2 separate regions of the Homo sapiens genome follow, and region 1 is linked to region 2. Evidence: chromatin loops called from intact Hi-C (ENCODE). Cell type or tissue: mammary epithelial cell. All regions are shown on one strand. Each heading gives the region's core, and the rest is flanking DNA. Links, peaks and the distances in the headings are about the cores only.

Region 1 (9,693 bases), core at 2,470-7,469, 250 kb before region 2:
TAATGGTCTTACCAGTAAGTAGAAGTCATTAAATAAATCAGCAAGCTCATGTTATCAAGGATCATGACCAGTATCATTCTTCCATTAACTCAAAATTTCGCAAAAAGCCACCTTCACGTACATATAAACTTTTTTCCTTATGAATAAACCTGGGTTGTAAAAGTTACATATGACTGCTCTATTTTGATAAAATTAATTTTACCCAACAATGCAAATTTTTAATGTTTACTTTTTTAAAAAAAATCACTTAGCTTATATATAAAATATCAAATTACTAGCCTAGGCAACATAGTTAGACCCCATATCTACAAAAGTAATTTAAAAATTAGCCAGGCATGGTGGTTCGTGCTTGTACTTCCAACTACCCAGGAGGCTGAGCTAGGGAGGATTGCTTAAACCTAGCAGTTAGAGGTTGCAGTGAGCTGTGATCATGCCACTGCACTCCAGCCTGGAAAACACAGCAAGGCCTTGTTTCTAAATAAATAAATAATGTCATATGAACAGATAAAGGCATAAAATGCAAATGTTCAGTTACTTTTAAACATTTTTGTTAACATATGTTGGTTTGCTCTCTTGATCTATTTTCCACAACTTCTAATTATTTATATAAGAAACTTGGCTGTAATTCTAGTAGAATATAAAATGCAACTGAGTTCAATAGAGATTCATTCATATGTAACTATCTTCTAAAGACAAAGCTTTTTTTGGAAAAAAATAAAAAACACCTAAAATGTAAAGCTTATTAAAGGATTATGTTTGGGGGTTCCGTAAATTGTTTCCAAGATCAGTATGGAAAATTCTTGTAAACAGTTCAGTTCTTACTCAGCCTGTGTCCTTTTAACTTAAAAGGCTTTGTAGTATAATTGCTGTGTAAATATCAGAATTTTCCATATATTGTGCAATGTACATAAAGAAGTCACCAAATGGCTTATCTTGTACTTATCAACTAGTTTATTTTTATGCCTCCAAAAAGCTGTATTTTTTTACAAGAGCAGCTGCTACTTTGTAAATATTTTAATGGTTTCTGTTAAGTAGAGCTGTCAGTTTAACAAACAATATTATAAAAGATTTTCATTCTTCCATGTGATTGAACATCTTGAAAAGTGTTTTACCTTGAAAATCCTTTGGAGATTTTAGACTGGAAAGGATATCTCCTTTGAAGGCACAAAGCCAACAAAAGAATAGATAGGTTTAAAAAATAATGTATAAGATCACCAGAGAAACAGTGCCATTTATTTCAGAAGACAAATGTATAACAGCAATAAGTTCTCTTAGCTCACTTCTCTTCTTTTGACTTCAGCAGTTTGTTGAAATGGAAGAGCACTGGCTTTGTGCCAGACATTTCAGGTATGAACCTTGATTCTTCTGCCACTTAATAGATATTGGTTTAGAGCAAGCCAATTAACCTCTTTGACCCTCAGTTTCTGTATCTGCAAATGGGGTAATGATACCTACCTTAAAGGGTCATTATGAGAATTAGAGATAATATATGCAAATGGGCTAACTGAATAAAGGTGGCAATTATTATTCTATCCTACCTACCTAGCAACCAGGAGTCTCCCAATCATTCTTTAGTCTTTGTCCTTTACATTTTTTTTCACCCAGCTTATCTCTTCTTTCTTTTTTGTCTACTTCATGGAATTGAAAGTAAGAAATATTTTAGAGATGATCTAATTTAGCACTTTTGTTGAACAAATGAGGAAATAGAAGCTCAGAGAGATTAAATGACTTGTCTAAGATCACAGATAGTTAAACACAGAGATCAGAACCCTGGTCTCCTGAGTTTTTCACTGTTTTCATTCTTGCTGTGAAATGGAATTTGATAAGGTAATTCTAGCCTGGATCTAAAGGAACATGTTAAGATAGGATAGCAAAAAAACAGTGAAAGAGACAAGAAAAGGAAAAAATTTAAAGGGGGGTAAGGAGAGCTTTTCCTTTTGTTCTGCATCAAGGCTGAGCAAATTTTTTAAAGGGCCAGATAGTAACTAGTTTAGGCTTCTCAAGTCATATGGCCTCTATCTCAACTACTCAACTCCGACACTATAGTACAAAAGCAGCCTTAGACAATATGTAAACAAACAAGCATGGCTATGCTCCAATAAAACTTTATTTGGACACTGAAATTTGAATTTCATATAATTTTCACATCTAAAAATATATCTTTCTTGTATTTTTTCAACCATTTGAAAATATAAAAACCATTCTTAGATTGTGGGCCATAAAAAAAACAGATGTAGGGCTGCATTTGGCCCATGTGATCTATAGTTTGATGCCTTTAGAAGTATAAGCCTGATAAGTAGAACAGATATTCAGCCTTGATGTCATAGAAATAATAGAGTTTAATGGGGACTGGGATGAAGTGGAGTGTGCCTGCCCCACTAAAGTGGGCAGTAGCCATTCTGATTAAGGAGACTGTGGCTCTTAGGAATTGGAGGCCAAATACTGCAAAATCTGAGTTTTCAAAAAGCCTGAACACTGGATTTTTATGCTAAATCCCTCCATTTTTTTATGAATTAGGGTAGCTTCCATTGCACAAAACAGAATGAAAGGTCACCTAAATGTCCCAATTTTTTCTTTTTTTTCTTTTGAGATGGAGTCTGGCTCTGTCACCCAGGCTGGAGTGCAGTGGTGCAATCTCAGCTCACTGCAAGCTCCGCCTCCCGGGTTCACGCCATTCTCCTGCCTCAGCCTCCCAAGTAGCTGGGACTACAGGGGCCCGCCACCACGCCTGGCTAATATTTGTAATTTTTAGTAGACACAGGGTTTCACCGTGTTATCCAGGACGGTCTCGATCTCCTGACCTTGTGATCCGCCTGCCTCAGCCTCCCAAAGTGCTGGGATTACAGGCGTGAGCCACCATGCCCAGCCCTAAATGTCCCAATTTTTAAGTGTTGGTAAATAATTCAAAATAGTTGTTAAATACTGTAGATCAAACATCTATAAACTGAATTTGGCACATGGACTCCCAGTCTAAAATCTGTGTTCTAGGAAGACAAAGCAAAATTCTAGGTAATTCATGCTTCCGAGCAATAATTCAAATTTACCCAATTCAGGATCTTTCAGACCAAACACTTAACCTTTCCATAAACTGAACACAAAGGTGATTATAAAGTAATAGGTCATTCAGGCTATAATCACTCCCTATCCCATCCTGTACCCCACCCCCACCAAAATTCTGCTTCTTTGTAGTTCATTAGTTTAAGACATTAAGCTTTGTTTAGTAGGTGGTACCAAAGTACTAGTCACATCTAGAACCTTTCCTGGAATTGAGTACACTCAGTATTATATTTCAAAAATATAATCACATATTATAGCTGTAATCTAAGACTATCAGATTTAAAATAGTTAATATAAATTTTTTTTCTAACTCTTGGTGTCCTTTCTAAAAGTTATAACCATATTAAGTTGCTGCCACTATGGATCTTACTTTCATTTTATATTGAGGAAAACACAATTTAAACATATTTACAAATATAAAGGACCCAAAATATGTCCTTTAGCATCTTCTAAAAACTTTTCTCCTCTACTTTTTTTTTTTTTTTTTTTGAGACAAGGTCTCACCCTGTCACCCAGGCTGGAGTGCAGTGGCATGATCACGGCTCACTGCAGCCCTCAACCTCCCCAGGTCAGGTGCTCCTCCCATTCAGCCTCCCAAGTAGCTGGGAGTACATGTGTCTGCCACCATGCTTGGCTAGTTTTTGTATTTCTTTTTTTTAAGAGATGGGGTTTTGCCATGTTGCCCAAGCTGGTCTTGAACTGCTTGGCTCAAGCAATCCGCCCGCCTCAGCCTCCCAAACTGCTGGGATTATGGGCGTGAGCCACAGCACCCGGCCTCTTCTCTACTTCTATGTTGTCACTATTTGTTTATTTTTTTCTGCCCCCTCTCCCCACCCTGTTATCACACTGTAAGCTCATTAAGGATGGGATTATGTCTGCTTCATCTTTATATCCCCCAATCAGTAAAGATATCTGCACAAAATAGACCTTCAATAAATGTTTGCTTTTAAGAATGAACAATGAAACCTAATTTTCACATTTGAAAATGAAACCATCTAAGAACTCCATTTACTGGTAGAGATACATTTTCATTTTATCTTACTGAATAGCAAAGAGTACAATTGATCCATGTAGTGATATTCTGGAAAATAAGTATGTTAATAGAAGGACCTACTACACTTTTCATCCTTAAAATAGTACTAGCATATCCAAGCAGAATGTATTACAGAAAGTTTTGGGAGGAGACAGTCCATATGCTATATGTATCTTCTAATGGAATATAAAAAGAAATTCAATAACAGTAAGGATTGGGAAAAGGACTCAAGGTGAGAATAAGTACAATGTTTTGTCTGTCAAGGAAAAAGCATTTAGTCCTCACCTGCTGCAGTTTTCAAATATATATATCTATGTAGATCTATATACACACTGTGGAAATAATATACATAAGTGACATTAGCAAGATGGCAGATTAGGAAGCTCCAGGCCCTCATTTTTCTATGGAGACAAATCACCTGTAACATATACATAAAAATAGCTTTGTGATAAATCTAGAAATTAGTTAATGGACTACAGGACTCAGGCAAGTGCAAAAACAAGAGAATGGATGGTGCCTGAGAGGGTAAGAGAGTTCATTGCATTTTGCTTGCCTGACACCTCCCTTGGAACAGAAGAAATAGAGTGAAACTTAAGTCCAGCATGCTAACTTGTTTGTGGGTTGCAGTGCTTTGCTCAGGGAACTGATGAGAATGACAGTTTGCATAGTTTGGGTACAAGATTAGAGGCCACTGAAAACAGAGGTTAATGCCTTAGCATGTTAGACAGGAGAGACTCTGCGGTTCTGCAGGCAGGCTCTAGGGGGAGCAAGAGATTAAGGGCAGAGGACTACAACAGAAACGGCTCCCGCGAAGACACAGGAAAGAAGACAGTCAGAAGCACCCAGATACACTAAAAGTAAACATACAACCCCAAAGAAAACGCATCCCCAGGAAAAATCTGAGAGGTCTTAGAACCTCTAGCCAGCCTGACTGGTCACAGTTTTCCCCTAAGTAAAAGTAGTTCATAAAGATTGAGAAAGGTGGCTGTTTCTTCAAATGCTCAAATCCCAACAAAAGACGACAAGGCATACAAAGAAACGGGACCATGGCCTGACCAAAGGAACAAAATTAAGCTCCAGAAATTTGCCTTAAAGAAATGCAGATCTGTAAGCTTCCTAAAAAAGAATTTATAATAACTCTCATAAAGATGATCAAGACCTACAAGAGAACACAGAACTGCACAGAAATCAGGAAGACAATGCATGAACAAAATAAGAATATCAACAAAGAGAAACTATTTTCAAAAAATTATAAAGCCAGGCATGATGGCTCAAGCCTCTGATCCTAGCACTTTGGGAGGCTGAGAAGGGAGGATTGCTTGAGCTCAGGAGTTCAAGACTAGCCTGGGCAACATAGCAAGACCCTGTCTCTTGAAAAAAAAACAAAAATAAACTGTGGACCTGAAAAATATAAGTGAACTAAATAATTCACTAGAGGGGTTCAATGGCAGACTTAAGCAAGCAGAAGAATCAGTGTTCTTGAAGTTAGCACATTTGGAATTATTGAGACTGAGGAGAAAAAAGAAAAAAAATGAAGATAAATTAACAGAACCTGAGCAGAATAATATATGTAGTATAGGAGTCTCAAAAGGAGGAAAGAAAGAGAAAGGGACAAAGAGCTTATTTGAACAAACAGTGGCTACAGACTTCCCAAGGCTGATAAAAGAAATGGACCTACAAACTCAAAACTCAATGAACTCCAACTATGATAAACCTGAAGAGACCCATACCAAGACACATTATAATCAAACTGTTATGAGTCAAAGGAAGAATCTTGAAACCAGCCAGAGAAAAACAACTCATCACGTACAAGTGAGCCAACTAAGGTTATCAGCAGATTTCTCAATAGAAACCTTGAAGGCTAAAAAGAAATGGGATGATTAAAGTGCTAAAAGAAAAAAAAATCAACTAAGAATACTGTATCCAGCAAAACTGTCCTTCAGAAATGAAGAAGAAATGAAGACCTTTCCAGATAAACAAAAGCTGTTTAGTCAATGTTACTAGACAATAAATACTAAGGAGAGTTCCTCAAATTAAACAAAGGATGGTAGGCACCAACATAGTAATATGAAATTATAAAGTTCTCCACTAATGATAAACATTTAAATAAATATAGAATCCTATATTGTAATTCTAGTGCATAAATCCACTTTTAATTCTTGTATATACAAGTCTAAATGAGTAAATCACAGACACACACAATTATAAATCTATGTTAATTGGTACACAATATATATAACAGGTAATTTATGACAATAACATAAGGGGGGAAATGGCAGCTGTAAAGGAGAATTTGTGTATGCAATTGAAATTAAGTTATTAGCCTAAAATAGATTTGTTATAACTTTAAGATACTTTCTGCAATTGCAGTGGTAACCACAAAATATCCATACAATGCACACAAAAGGACAAAGAAGGGAGTCAAAGACAGACAGTAACAGAAGAATGAGGGTCCAAAAAGCCACAAGATATACAGGAAACAGGTAACAAAATGGCAACAGAAAATCCTTCCATATCGGTAATTACTTTAAAGTGAGGCAATTAAACCCCTCAGCCAAAAGACATATTGGCTAAATGGATAAAAAAAATAAAAATAGGATCCAGTGATATGCTGCATAGAAGCACTTTAGATCTAACACCACATAAAGGCTGAACTTGAAGGATGAAAAAAGATATGCTATGCAGACAATAACCAAAAGACAGCAGGGATATCTATACTAATATGAGGCAGAATAGACTTTAAGTCAAAAACTGTCACAAGAGACTAAGAAGGATACTATATAATGATTAAAGGGTCAATTCACCAGGATGATATAGTAATTATAAATATTTATGCACTAAATATCAGAGCTCTTAAATATGTGAAGCAAACATTGACAGAATTGAAGGGATAAATACATATCAACACAGTAATAGTAGGAGATTTCAATAGCCCACTTTCAATAATGGATAGGACCACCAGATATAAGATAAGATCAATAAAGAAATAAAGGACTTCTCTTTTTTTTCCCCCAAGGCGGCAGATCAGAGACTCTTTTAGCATGCTTCACCTATTTGGAAGCAAAAAAAAAAAAAAACACACACACACACAAAACAGTGCACAGTCATATAGTGCTCTTTTATTCAAGAAGGAGCACAGAAATTCAAATCCTGGAAAATAAAAGGTGAGAAGGCACCCTGAGTAGCAGCATCTGGCTGAGAACTGTGAGTGAAGTCCCCGATATGGTAGAGGAGCAAATTGTGTACCTCTGTGATCTACCTTTCCTCTGAGAAACCATGCCACCCAGGCCATGGGAAACTACCTCGGCCCTTCTAAGCCCTGGGGCTAACATGGCGAGAGGCCAGGAGACTGAGAAAGAAAAATGCTGGGAAATGCTCCAGTATTTTTCTCAGACCTGGGATCTAACAGGAGGATGCTCTTCTCAATCTTGGCTCACAACAAACTGGGCAGGATTCAGTAACCTGGCAACAGTAGCCATGGGCATTAGAGATTCTTGGGCTGGAGAATGGAGTGCTGGGACTGGAGGTGGGGAAGGGCCCCCACATCCAGAACTGAGTGGTGGTTGTGGAGTGCATTCAAGCCATGGGTTCTGAAATTGGGCTTTCCCCCTTTGTGGAACCAGAGAGGGAGGAGATTTGCTAGAGAGCCATGGTTTTCCCCAAGTGGCAAGATTTGTGGACAGGGATGGCACTGTGATCTAAAGCCAGTCTGCACTGACTTTCCTGAGTGCCCCAGCTCATGCCAGGGTGGGATTCAACTCCATTGGTTCTAAGGAGTGAGAGGGAGGCAGATTCCCACACCAGCTCACCTGGTCTAGGAGCTTTGGCTGCCCTGGTCTTCACATGTGAGGAACCTGGTGCAGCAGCAGTGTTTCTACCCTTTACTGGGCATATCTCCAGGCATTTGGTGACTGCTCCCTAAACTCTCCTCAGAGATAGTGGTTGCATTCACTGTTTGGGAGGTGGGGGGGCCGGGAGGTGGGAGCAGCGAAAGTGCAGGGTTGCCTGGTCCAGCTCTGCCCAGCTTCACACACTCTCTCAGGCTGAGGATAAAACCCAAACCACTGAGCATTCCATAATCCAGCCCATTGCCTGGGACACTGGAGAGTTTCTCTTGGTAAACAAAGATCAAGCATGAATTTTACTACTACCACCACAGCCAGCTCTTACTTACAAGTGCCACTGACTGGCCTGGAGGTCAACCTGCACAATACAGGACAAAATCTGGTAACACAAGCCCATAGCACTTATGAATGAGATGAGCTCCTTGTGACCTATAACCCTGGCTTCACAGGAGGTCATGCGCCTGCTCACCTGCCTGGTATACCGCTACTACAAACAGCATTTGAAAAAGCCACCACATGATGGTAATTTACAACCAAGGAATTCATACATAGTCTTTGCCACTGAATGCACCCGGAAGCAAAGCCAAACAGCCCTGCACAACATATATTACAGTCACATCCTCAAGGATTTGGGGGTGGGGGAGAGGGGGGGAAGTCCTGTCCAAACCCAAGTAAATTCAATAATAAGAAGTGACTATTTCTCCAAATGAGAAAAAATCTGCATAATACTGGAAGCATGAAAAGTCAAGTCAGGGAGTTATGACACCCCTCAAAGGATTACACTAACTCTCTAGCAATGGATGCTGACCAAAAGGAAATTTCTGAAATGCCAGATAAAGAATTCAAAATATTGATTTTATAGAAGCTCAATCAGATCCAAAAGAAATCCAAAAACCAATAGAAAGAAATCAGAAAATTAATTCTGGATATGAATGAGAAATTTATCACGGAGAACTTCACCAGTTTTTTCTTATCTAAAAATGAACAAACATAACTTTTGGAAATGAAAAATTCACTGAAGGAATTACAAAATATGGCTGAAAGGGTCAATAACTGACTAGATAAAGCAGAAGACAAAATCTCAAAATTTGAAGAAAATCCTTTGAATTAATCTAGTTAGACAAAGAAAAAAGAATAAAATAGAATGAATATTTTGAGAAGCATGGGATTATATAAAGAATCTAAACTTACGAATCATTGGTGTTCCTGAGGGGGAAGAAAAAACAAAGTTTTGAAAATCATTTAAGGAAATAATAGATGAAAATTTCCCTAATTTTATAAGAGATTTAGACATGCAAATACAAGAGGCCAAATGAATACTAGGAGAACACACTGCCAGGTGGATTTCACCACAACGTATAGTCATTAAATTGTCTAAAATTAATATAAAGGAAGAAATCCTAAAATCAGCAAGAGAAAATCATCTAGTCACTTGTAAAGGAAGCTCCATCAGACTAACGGTGGACTTCTCAGTGGGAACTTTATAAGCCAGTAAAAGATTGGGATTCTATTTTCAATGTGCTTAAAGGAAAAAAAAATTGTCAACCACAGATTTTGTATTCTGCTAAAATAAGTTTCATAAATAAAGGAGAAATAAGGTACTTCCCAAACACTGATGGAATTTATCACCACTAGACGAACCCTATAAAAATATTCAAAGGAGTTCTAAACATGGAACAAAATGGTCAATGTTTGCCATCATAAAAAATACACAAAACTATAAAACTCACAGGTCTTATAAAAACAGTTAGTTACACA
Region 2 (9,693 bases), core at 2,984-7,983:
CATGAGAACAGTTTACTTTGTAACATGCCCATCCAAAGGGTAATTTCTGTAAGAAAACTATACTGATTTTTAAAGATTATCTTTTTTTTGGTGGCATATTTCAATAGAGACTGCCAGGTTTTTATTGCTCTACGGCCAGCATTATGCATTTGTGAAAAAACAACCATTTTTTTGTTTGTTTGTTTGTTTTTGGACACAGGGTCTTGCTCTGTCACCCAGGCTGGAAAGCAGTGGCATGATGCTAGCTCACTGCAGCCTCGGGCTCCTAGGCTCCAGCGATTCTCCCACCTCATCCTCCCAAGTAGCTGGGACTACAGGTGCATGCCACCATGCTGAGCTAACATTTTCATTTTTTGTAGAGATGGGGTCTTGCTACATTCCCCAGGCTGAAGAAACAAAATCTTTTTGATAGCAATACACATTTTTGGTTTTAGAGAGCAATACAAGTGAAAAATTGTTTTGATTTAAAGACTTGTTAATTGAACTTCTATCAAGGTCCCAAGACTTTGTATCACTAGTAATTTTAATTATTTAATTTAAAGTATGTTAAAAACTTTAGACTAGAGGTTATTAACCACTTTGTCTCATGAACCCTTTTGGCAATGGGTCCCTTCTCAGAATAATGTTTTACATGGATAAAATACATAGAATTACAAAAGACATCAATTATACTGAAAAATACACCTATGAAAGTATTACTTAAAATGAATTTGGGAAGTAGTAATATATGTGCTTTTTATGACTGCACTAATTATTTTGAAGAAGTTATAAGTGTAAAAGGTATTTGCAGATATCTGCAGCAACAACTATAGCATGACATGAAAATATCGAAAATATCTGTGATTTCTAAAGGTGACAAAGTCTCAGGCATGGTTAACACTATGGTGGTTTATTGCCTAAATTCATAATTGAAGGAAATGCTAAATTTCAGATGAGGAATTATGAAAGTAAAATGTATTTTTTCCCTCAACCATGTTCAAGGACACCCTGATTTCTACCCACAGTTCACAGGTTAAGAACTCCTGTTCTAAGACAATAATAAATTTCATTAATTTTTCAGTTGAAGAATTCAATTCAGTAGAAAAAAGCATTCAGTGCCTACTGTGTGCTGAGTTAGGTGCTTCCCTCTTTGCACACAGAATGCACATACTGTGTGCTGGGGTAAACAGATAAGTCAGCCTGTGGCCACAGTTAGCTGGCCCAGGGCTCCAGCAACTCAGCCTTACACAGATGCCCTGAAAGCTGAAAGGATCGATATCCCCTTGCCCCATACCAGTTGGGAAGTTCTGATCTCAATATATTGATTAATTATGTGGGAAAATATAGTCATGTGTTGCTTAACAATGGGGATATATGCTGAGAAATGCATTGTCAGGAGATTTTGTTGTTGTGCAAACATCACAGTGGGTACTTACACAAACCTAGATGGTACAGCCTACTACATACCTAGGCTATACCTAAGCTACAAAGCTGCACAGCATATTCCTATACTGAATAGTGTAGGTAATTGTAACACAATGGTATTTGTGTATCTAAACATAGAAAAGGTACAGTAAAAATGAGGTATTATAATCTTACGGTACATCACCATCTATGTGGTCTGTTTTTGACCAAAATGTTGTTTTGCAGCGCAATAACTGTATACGGTTTACCAGAAAATGAAAAGAACCAAGGTTTATATATTTTTGCCTCTCAGAACCTAAGTATTCTCTCTTGCTTACCATTAGGCTCTCGTTCTCATCCCCAACCAGCATATTTTCTAAACTTACATAACAACTATGGCACAACAGTTTTGGGTGCATTTTTAAAAAGCTAAATCTTAGAAAAAAAGCACTATGCTTTAACAAATATTCAACAGTTAAAAAGATAATATGCATATTATAATATGATGCCAACCTGGCACTTGTGGTCTTTAAAAGTCCATGATAAACCAGAGTAAACCATGTATCCTAATGAACCGCAGTAAGCAGACAACCCTCTGTGAGTTGTAGTTATGACCTCATAAAACTGCCTCACTTTCTCCAAATTAATAAAGACCTGCAGAGAAGCCAAAATTGAAACTACGTATTTTTCTTGCTCATCAATTCTTACCTTTTTGTTGTTCTCTTTAATATCTTGAGGATTCAGAGACTTGTAGTCACTGAGGGAGAAAATAGCACAGTGGGTACATATAGTATTTGATAAAAACAGCTGTTTTTAAAACAAACTGAATCTAAAAATTTGACATTCAATAATACTAAAGAGTAACCAGCAATTTCACAGCAATTCAATCAACAAAACTAATAGTGTGGAAAATTAAAGAAATAAATAAATAAATGAATAAAAACAGTGATTACACGTTTCGCTGCCTGAAGCTTTCCATCTAAAAGAGAGGTTAAGGCAGGGGACCAAAGACTAGCCTTGACAACCAAATTTAGTATGAGGTAATCCCTTGTTGTCAATGTAAAGAATTACAGGCTTATTTGTCTCATCTCATTTTAACACTAACACAATTTTCATAATAATTTGAAGTCAGTTCTTTGAGATTAAGGAGAAAAACCATTTTTTTTTTTTTTTTTTTTTTTTGAGACGGAGTTTCGCTCTTGTTGCCCAGGCTGGAGTGCAATGGCACGATCTTGGCTCATCGCAACCTCTGCCTCCTGGGTTCAAGCGATTCTCCTACCTCAGCCTCCCAAGTAGCTGGGATTTCAGGCATGCGCCACCACACCTGGCTAATTTTGTATTTTTAGTAGAGACGGTGTTTCTCCATGTTGGTCAGGCTGGTCTCAAACTCCTGACCTCAGGTGATCCACCCGCCTTGGCCTCCCAAAGTGCTGAGATTATAGGCGTGAGCCGCCACGCCCAGCCACCACTTTTAAAAAGAGAAAAGATTGTTTTTAGGTATGAAAAAGGAAAAGCTTTCTGACATATATCTCTCAAAAGCAAGAGGTGGGGTAATAAAACAAATATAAATTATTTCAGGATGTGCTAAGAAATTATTTTATGTTCTTTTCAAAAATGTCTATCACTTACAAAATATAGGGAATGGAAAATGTTTCTACTTACATTAAATCTGGTCTAAAGTGGTGTAATATTGCACAAAAAGATAAACCATTTCTCCACGATGTAGTAAAATTGGTGATTTTTACTCCTCGGTAGTTCTTTGTAACTTCTTTACACCATACAAGCAAAGACTGACTAGCATTTGGCTTTCGCCCCAAAACAGGACTTGGTATAGGGCTTGGCTAGAAAAAAATGAAAAGGGGAAAACATTAAAAGAATTTAATGGAAGATGAAAATTAACATTAATTGACCTAATCAGATCATTTGAACCCTTTGATGTCAGTTTAGATCCTTCACAACTGTCAATTCACGACAACTGTAACCTCCAAGAGGGAGACATAAATCTTAAATTATCTTCAGTTTTAGCCCTTGGCATTTGCCTGACAAGGATGCAGATATGCAAGATTTTAAACTTATACATAAGAACAGGCCAAGAGCTTTGCTGATGGAAACATCACGTTAAAGTTTTGAAATACTTAAGGCTAAATACCTATGTAATTCTCACACCCTCAAAATTTCCCCCAAATGCAATCATGTACAAATACGGTTTCTTTTTGACTAGGTTAAAAATAATGTATTTCGAGGTCCAAATGTAACACAAATTTTTAACAGTGGAAAGATTAAAATTATCATTAGTTTTAAAAATACAGTAATCATATATGCATTTTAAGTAAATAGCACAATGATAACCATATTCAAACATGCTTCTTATATAAATTTAATGATGGCAAAACAGTTTTAGAGTTATTAGCAACAGTCAGGTGTTGGTAGCAACAGCACACAACAGTATGTATTTTGGATATGCTCAAAATACTTTCTAATTATCATTGAGAGCTACTTTTGAATACCAGGTGAGTTAGTAGTGTGTGTGTTTTAAATGGTAAGTATATACTTTTACCCTTGTTCATATACTTAAAACATCAATAATAATAACAAACCTAAGATTATATATTAACAATTTTATTCTAAAGTTTTATTATTATTAAAACCATATCATTTTCTTTTACTGAATAACAACTGCAATTTGTGATGGTAACTTTAGAGGCTAGTACAATTGAAAACTACAAAGAAAACTGCTAAATGTTTCCGGACTTTAAATCTTGCTACTAATTAAAAGTGCTAGCTATTATAAGAAACCTTACATATTAAATACAGGCCCTCTAAAGTAAAATGAAAAGAGAACAAGTATTTACTCCTAATACCATTTAAGTTTAAAAAGCAAAGCATTCTTACTACACTGCTTACCTAAGAAAGATCAATGATGCCCCCACTTGACAAAAGCATGTTAGTACCAAACAATTAAAATCATCAACCCCACATAATTATGATTTATGCATTCACTGCTTTTGTGAGAATACTACTAAGAAACACCACTAAAATAACTTCTCATTTTTTATTAACAGTCGGATTAACAAAATATTATGTAAACAACCATAAATCTAGCAAAATACTGTTCTTTAAATGATCATCTCTACAAAGTCAATGCTGAAAAGCTCACAGGTCATAAAAATCAACGGTTTGGATCAATTCGACTTAATATAATGAAGTAGATAAAAAAGGAATCCCAATATACTACATTTACTTTAGAAAAAATAATAGCTAACTAGCAATCTAGTGTAAAAATGAACTATTAAATATCTTTTCATGTAATGATCCACTGTGACCTTCAAATCCCTCTAGGCATTTAACCTGGAAGTAAAGTGAAGAGTGGTTTATGGATGAGTTAGGGGAGCACTGAACTAGGTAGGCATAAACATTTTTTTCTTAGACTTTCTATCATTTAAATAATTGTCTTTATTAAAATGTTTTTCTATATCAAATTATATTATTAAGGTATTGATTCAGTCCAAGCATGGGTAATACATACATGGGCCAGATAATCTGTAACTATCATTACATCGATTCAATTATCAGTAGCATGTCCATAGGTAATGTATAAATGACATTAGCACTATATTATGATCTAGATGGCTTTCTGTATGTAAGAACTAAAGAAAACATATTACATCATTATGATTATGACTGTACCTCTGTTTCTAAGAAGGCTCAATATGAAAAGGCTAGAAGAACTAAACCAAAATTTAAATTGGTTCTAATATAAAAGCCTTGTATTAAGGGATGCTTACTGTACTTCCAACAAAAAGAAGTCACATGCAATTGAAGAAACTTTGATGAAATTACAAGCCCTATAAATGGTCACGGTGGTTTACAAAGAAAGAAAATCATAGAGCCGTTGTTAAATGAAATCATCTACTCCAGAACTGACCTTTTACCTAATATTTTACAGAAAGCCATAAAGGAATTAGCAATTAAATCATTTTGAAACCTTCAGTACATAATTGGATGAAACTGTTTGTTGTTACAGCTGGCTCTTGATTTTACAGATGTGGCAGGTTACTTGACTTGTTTGCATCTCAGTTTCCTCATCTGTAAAGTGCAGATTATAACGGTACATATCTCATAGGGTTGTAGTAACAAGATCTGCCTCACTCTCCCCATGTCCATTTCCTCTCTGATCTTAACCACTGCTCTCTCCCTTAAACACTTTGAACCATACTGACCTCTTAAAAAGAAAAAAACAACTGATAATCAATTTATTAAAATAGCTGACCTAAGCATCTGCAATGGTGACTTCAACCTCAACTCTTGGCTCAATACTGACCGAATAAATCTATTTAACAATCTCAGAAGGACTGTGCAAGTCAATAAACTGCTTGCGGATGCTCTTCTGGGAGTGATTCCATGTCTTAGAACCTTTACCACAGGCGTTTTTCTTGTAGTGATTCTCAAAGTCTTGGTAGGCATCCCAACTGGTCCTTTCACTTTGAGATTCTTTTCCTTTGTGCCTCTGATCAAGTCAGCACACACTTCTTCAGGGATTTTTATACTGCAGCTGGTTAGGGGAATTCTAATTCAGTGAATCACCACCTCTGGTTCCTCCAGTGCTTAAACCCATGGCTGTGATACAGTTTCCTAACCTACATGTTCCTTGGAGAGAGCCAACAGCCATGAGTCAGGAGTAGGAGCCAATGGACTGTGGTTCCATCATGCCTGAAACCATATCTTCCTCAAAATGGCATCATATTAATCTCTTTGTTGTTCCTTGGATATCGCAGACATGTTTCTACCTTGGGGCCTTTGCACATTTCCCTGGTACTCTCTCAGATTGCTCCATTTCCCTGGTACTCTCTCAGATTGCTCCATTTCCCTGGTACTCTCTCAGATTGCTCCATTTCCCTGGTACTCTCTCAGATATCTGCATGGTTAACTCCAATGCAATCTTCTCCATTAGGCCTATTCTCACCATCCTACTTAATAATGCAATTTGGCCGAGCGTGGCGGTTCACACCTGTAATCTCAACACTTTGGGAGGCTGAGGCGGGCAGATCATGAGGTCAGGAGTTCGAGACTGGCCTGGCCAGCATGGTGAAACCCCACCTGTACTAAAAATACAAAAAAATAGCTGGGCATGGTGATGCGTGCCTGTAGTCCCAGCTACTAGGGAGGCTGAGGCAGGAGAATTGCTTGAACCAGCAGGCAGAGGTTGCAGTGAGCTGAGATTGCACCACTGCACTCCAGCCTGGGCGACAGAGCGAGACTCCATCTCAAGAAGAAAAGGAAGAAAAAAAAGCAATCCATTTCCATCATCCAACCCCAATTCAGCACTCCTGAATCCACTTACCCTGCTCTACTTTTTCCACGGACTTATCATCTTCTTAGAGTCCATATACTTTATTTGTTATGCTTACTGGTTATTATCTGTCTGCTCTCACTAAATAAAATGTCCACAAGAGCAAGAATTTTAGTTTGTTTCATTTATTAACCTAAATCAAATGCCCAGAACAGTGCCTGGTACAGCATAGGCACTCAGTAAATACTGTTATATGAAAAAAATGCATGTAAAACACTTAGAACAATGTATGGCAAACAGTACCATTCAGTAAATATTAATTGCAATTATTATTACCACCACCAATGCATTATCAGCAGGAATTCCTATTTTTTGAGGCTCTTCTAGAAATTTCAAAGGCCATGAATTTCTTCAAGATCATAAAAAGTTTTTTCCTTTTCTTCTTCTTCTTCTTTTTTTTTTCCCCCACAAACAAAGCTTTCACTAGAGATAATCTTGACACCTAGATATTCTATGTGGAAAATATGGTACTTGTAATGCTTGGCAATGTATCTATTTCTATAAGGTGGGTGAAAAAAGAAGCTCTAACTGACTTTGTAATTTATTGCTTTCCAAAGGAAGAAAGACACAAAAATCTGTCCATAAAAGGTAAAACTACACTTGCAAATATAATGAATTTTAATGCATTATTTCTGTTTAACATAGCAGATTACATGTGAACGGTAATAAAGCTACCTAGTTATTCTTCCTAACAATGGTAATAGCTTTCTTTCAGAAAACCTAGTCAAATAACTTGCAAATTTTCTTAAATTTTAATAAGAAATGTCAGTTCTATTTTTTCTGCTCTATCCCTCTAACTATAGTTTCCTTCTCTTTTGCTGTCTGCCCTTCTTCCACGGATACAGCCACATATTCCTCTAGGCATTGCTCTAAATAGTTTTCCACCACACTTTGAGCTGATTCATTCCCAGGATTCCAACTATTACTTCCATGCAGATGATTCCCAAATATTTATAGTTCAAACTATCTCAAGTTGACATTTCCAGTTGGCTGTCCTTTCTATCATACAAAATTCAAACTCAATGTGTTCAAAACCATAATGGTGATCTTTCTTTACAACCTGCTCATTTTCATTGTGTTTGCAAATGATACAGCTATTGTCCCAACTGTTTAGATTTTTAATGTCAGAATCACCTTTGAATTCTTCCTTCATGTATCATCTCTTACTAGTTAATTTTGCAGGCAGTTTTGCTCATATTTTGTAAGGTTTTTGTAATCTATCTCCTTTCACCACTGCAAAATCTTCCTAATAGGTCTTTCTTCTTCCAAATCCCCCCTCGGTAACCAACCCATGTCATAGCATCGTTCTCCTTAAAGCACGGCTTAAAGTCTCTAATGGTTCTCAAGAACACACAAAATGATGTCAAAATACTTCGAAGTATTGAATCCCAAATCTTTTTCAATGTATTTACTCTCTAGTATTACTCACCATCCTTTAAAATCCCTATGCTTTCCTGCCTAAACCCCAGGTCTCCCACCTCCACCCAGTCTTGGATCATACACATCATCACCTCTACATGAAATATCTTCCGTCCCAAGCACAACTGCTGCAATTCCACTCTATCTTCAAATCTTCAAGATTTAGTTCAAATGTCATCTCTTACACGAAATCTCCTCGCAATTGCCATTCAGTAGGAAGCCCTTTTCAGTGTTCCTTTGACTCTTTGTGTCCTTCCTATGGCACTTAATAGATTTTCATTTTACTATAATATATTCAGTTCTTCTCTCTACAAAAAGGCTTATTAATTTTTCATTAATTCATAAACTATATACTGAGCACCTATTATGCCCCACAAAGTTAAGACCTTTACACAGATTAGCTAATTTAATCCTCACAACTCGTTTGAGATAGGTACTCTTACTTCCAATTTACAGTTGGAGAAAGTGAGGTTACTCAGGAAGCAGAGGAGTTCCTATACCAAGGAATTCCCACTCCAAAGCCTGTGCTTTTAAACAACATGCATTTCACATTTCAAGAAAATACTGCTGTAGCACTTCAGCAGAAGTTGTAAATTTTTCAATCCTAACAAACATCTCAGTCAACTTCTTATTGTCTTCAGAGGTTAGATCGCTGCCCTCTATATGTTTAATTAGTTGATTCAAAAAAGGCAATTAACCCAAACAATTTCAACTTCAAGAGTCTTTCTGTTAATAAACCTGTCCATTCTGTTGGATTTCAAATTACTGGCTAGAACTAGAACAAGAGCTAATTAAGTCCAGTGTAACGAGACATATACTAACATTGCTAAAGTTGTAGCACATTTTGGTCTCTCAACTACTAATTCTTGGAGACTTTCCCCAGTTATTGCAAATCATGGTTGAGGGAACTTTGAATATATCTAAGCATTTGGTGAACCCAAAAACTATCAACAGTGAGAATGAGAACACTTACATTTATATTGGTCTTATTATTTTTTTTTCAAAGTGTTTTCATTTAAATCACTTCACTTTATTCTCATGGTAAAACTGAAGTTAGGCCTTGTTATTCTACTGCTAGAAAGATTGTGCCATAATTAAATTTTTTTTTTAATCTTCTACAAAACATCAACCAACTTTCTCCAAGCCAAGACATGGAGAGACAGGAAAACTAGAGAGTAAGTGAAACTCTCTGCTGTTTTTATAATGGTAGTCTAGAAGAGTGAGTTGAGAGGTAGAGTTGCACTTTTGGTGGACTCCCAAATAGCAATATGAGCCTCATCCCCTCCCCTCAAAAGTAGAAACAGTAAAATAAAAAGGTAAAAGCAAAAATAATAATATAGTACCTAAGCATATAATAGAGAGGATCAGCAAAGCCAAAATTGCTTCTTTGAAAAGACTAAATTAAACCTGTAGTGTGACTGACCAAGAAAGAGAGAAGCAAATTCCTAGAAAAGTATAGCTTACTGCAACAGACACAAGAAGAAATAGAAAACCCAGAGAGTTCTATAACTGTTAAAGAAACTGACTTTGTAATTAAAAAC

The links. Peaks named below come from ENCODE experiments on the same cell type or tissue, not always from the same donor. Only the 100,000 strongest peaks of a DNase experiment are listed, where the experiment ranks them.
Region 1: a loop joins it to region 2, with 4 times the contacts of the local background. A loop is called at or near these places in 5 of 110 quality-filtered maps.

Annotation. Positions count from the first base shown.
Region 1 is chr2:63,184,286-63,193,978 of GRCh38, reverse strand. All of the region lies in intron 14 of WDPCP (WD repeat containing planar cell polarity effector), which reads left to right. Among named protein-coding and RNA genes, the nearest start is that of OTX1, 140 kb to the right of the region's middle. RefSeq lists an enhancer at 7,898-8,399. In mammary epithelial cell, for the core only: a CTCF peak has its summit at 4,853 (motif pointing right); no DNase peak of the experiment used is centred there.
Region 2 is chr2:62,936,249-62,945,941 of GRCh38, reverse strand. EHBP1 (EH domain binding protein 1) reads right to left here. Exons shown (of 23, transcript NM_001142616.3): 11 at 3,046-3,224; 12 at 2,092-2,140. It also overlaps the pseudogene RPS20P9. Among named protein-coding and RNA genes, the nearest start is that of EHBP1-AS1, 110 kb to the left of the region's middle. In mammary epithelial cell, for the core only: no CTCF peak of the experiment used is centred there; a DNase peak (open chromatin) is centred at 5,991.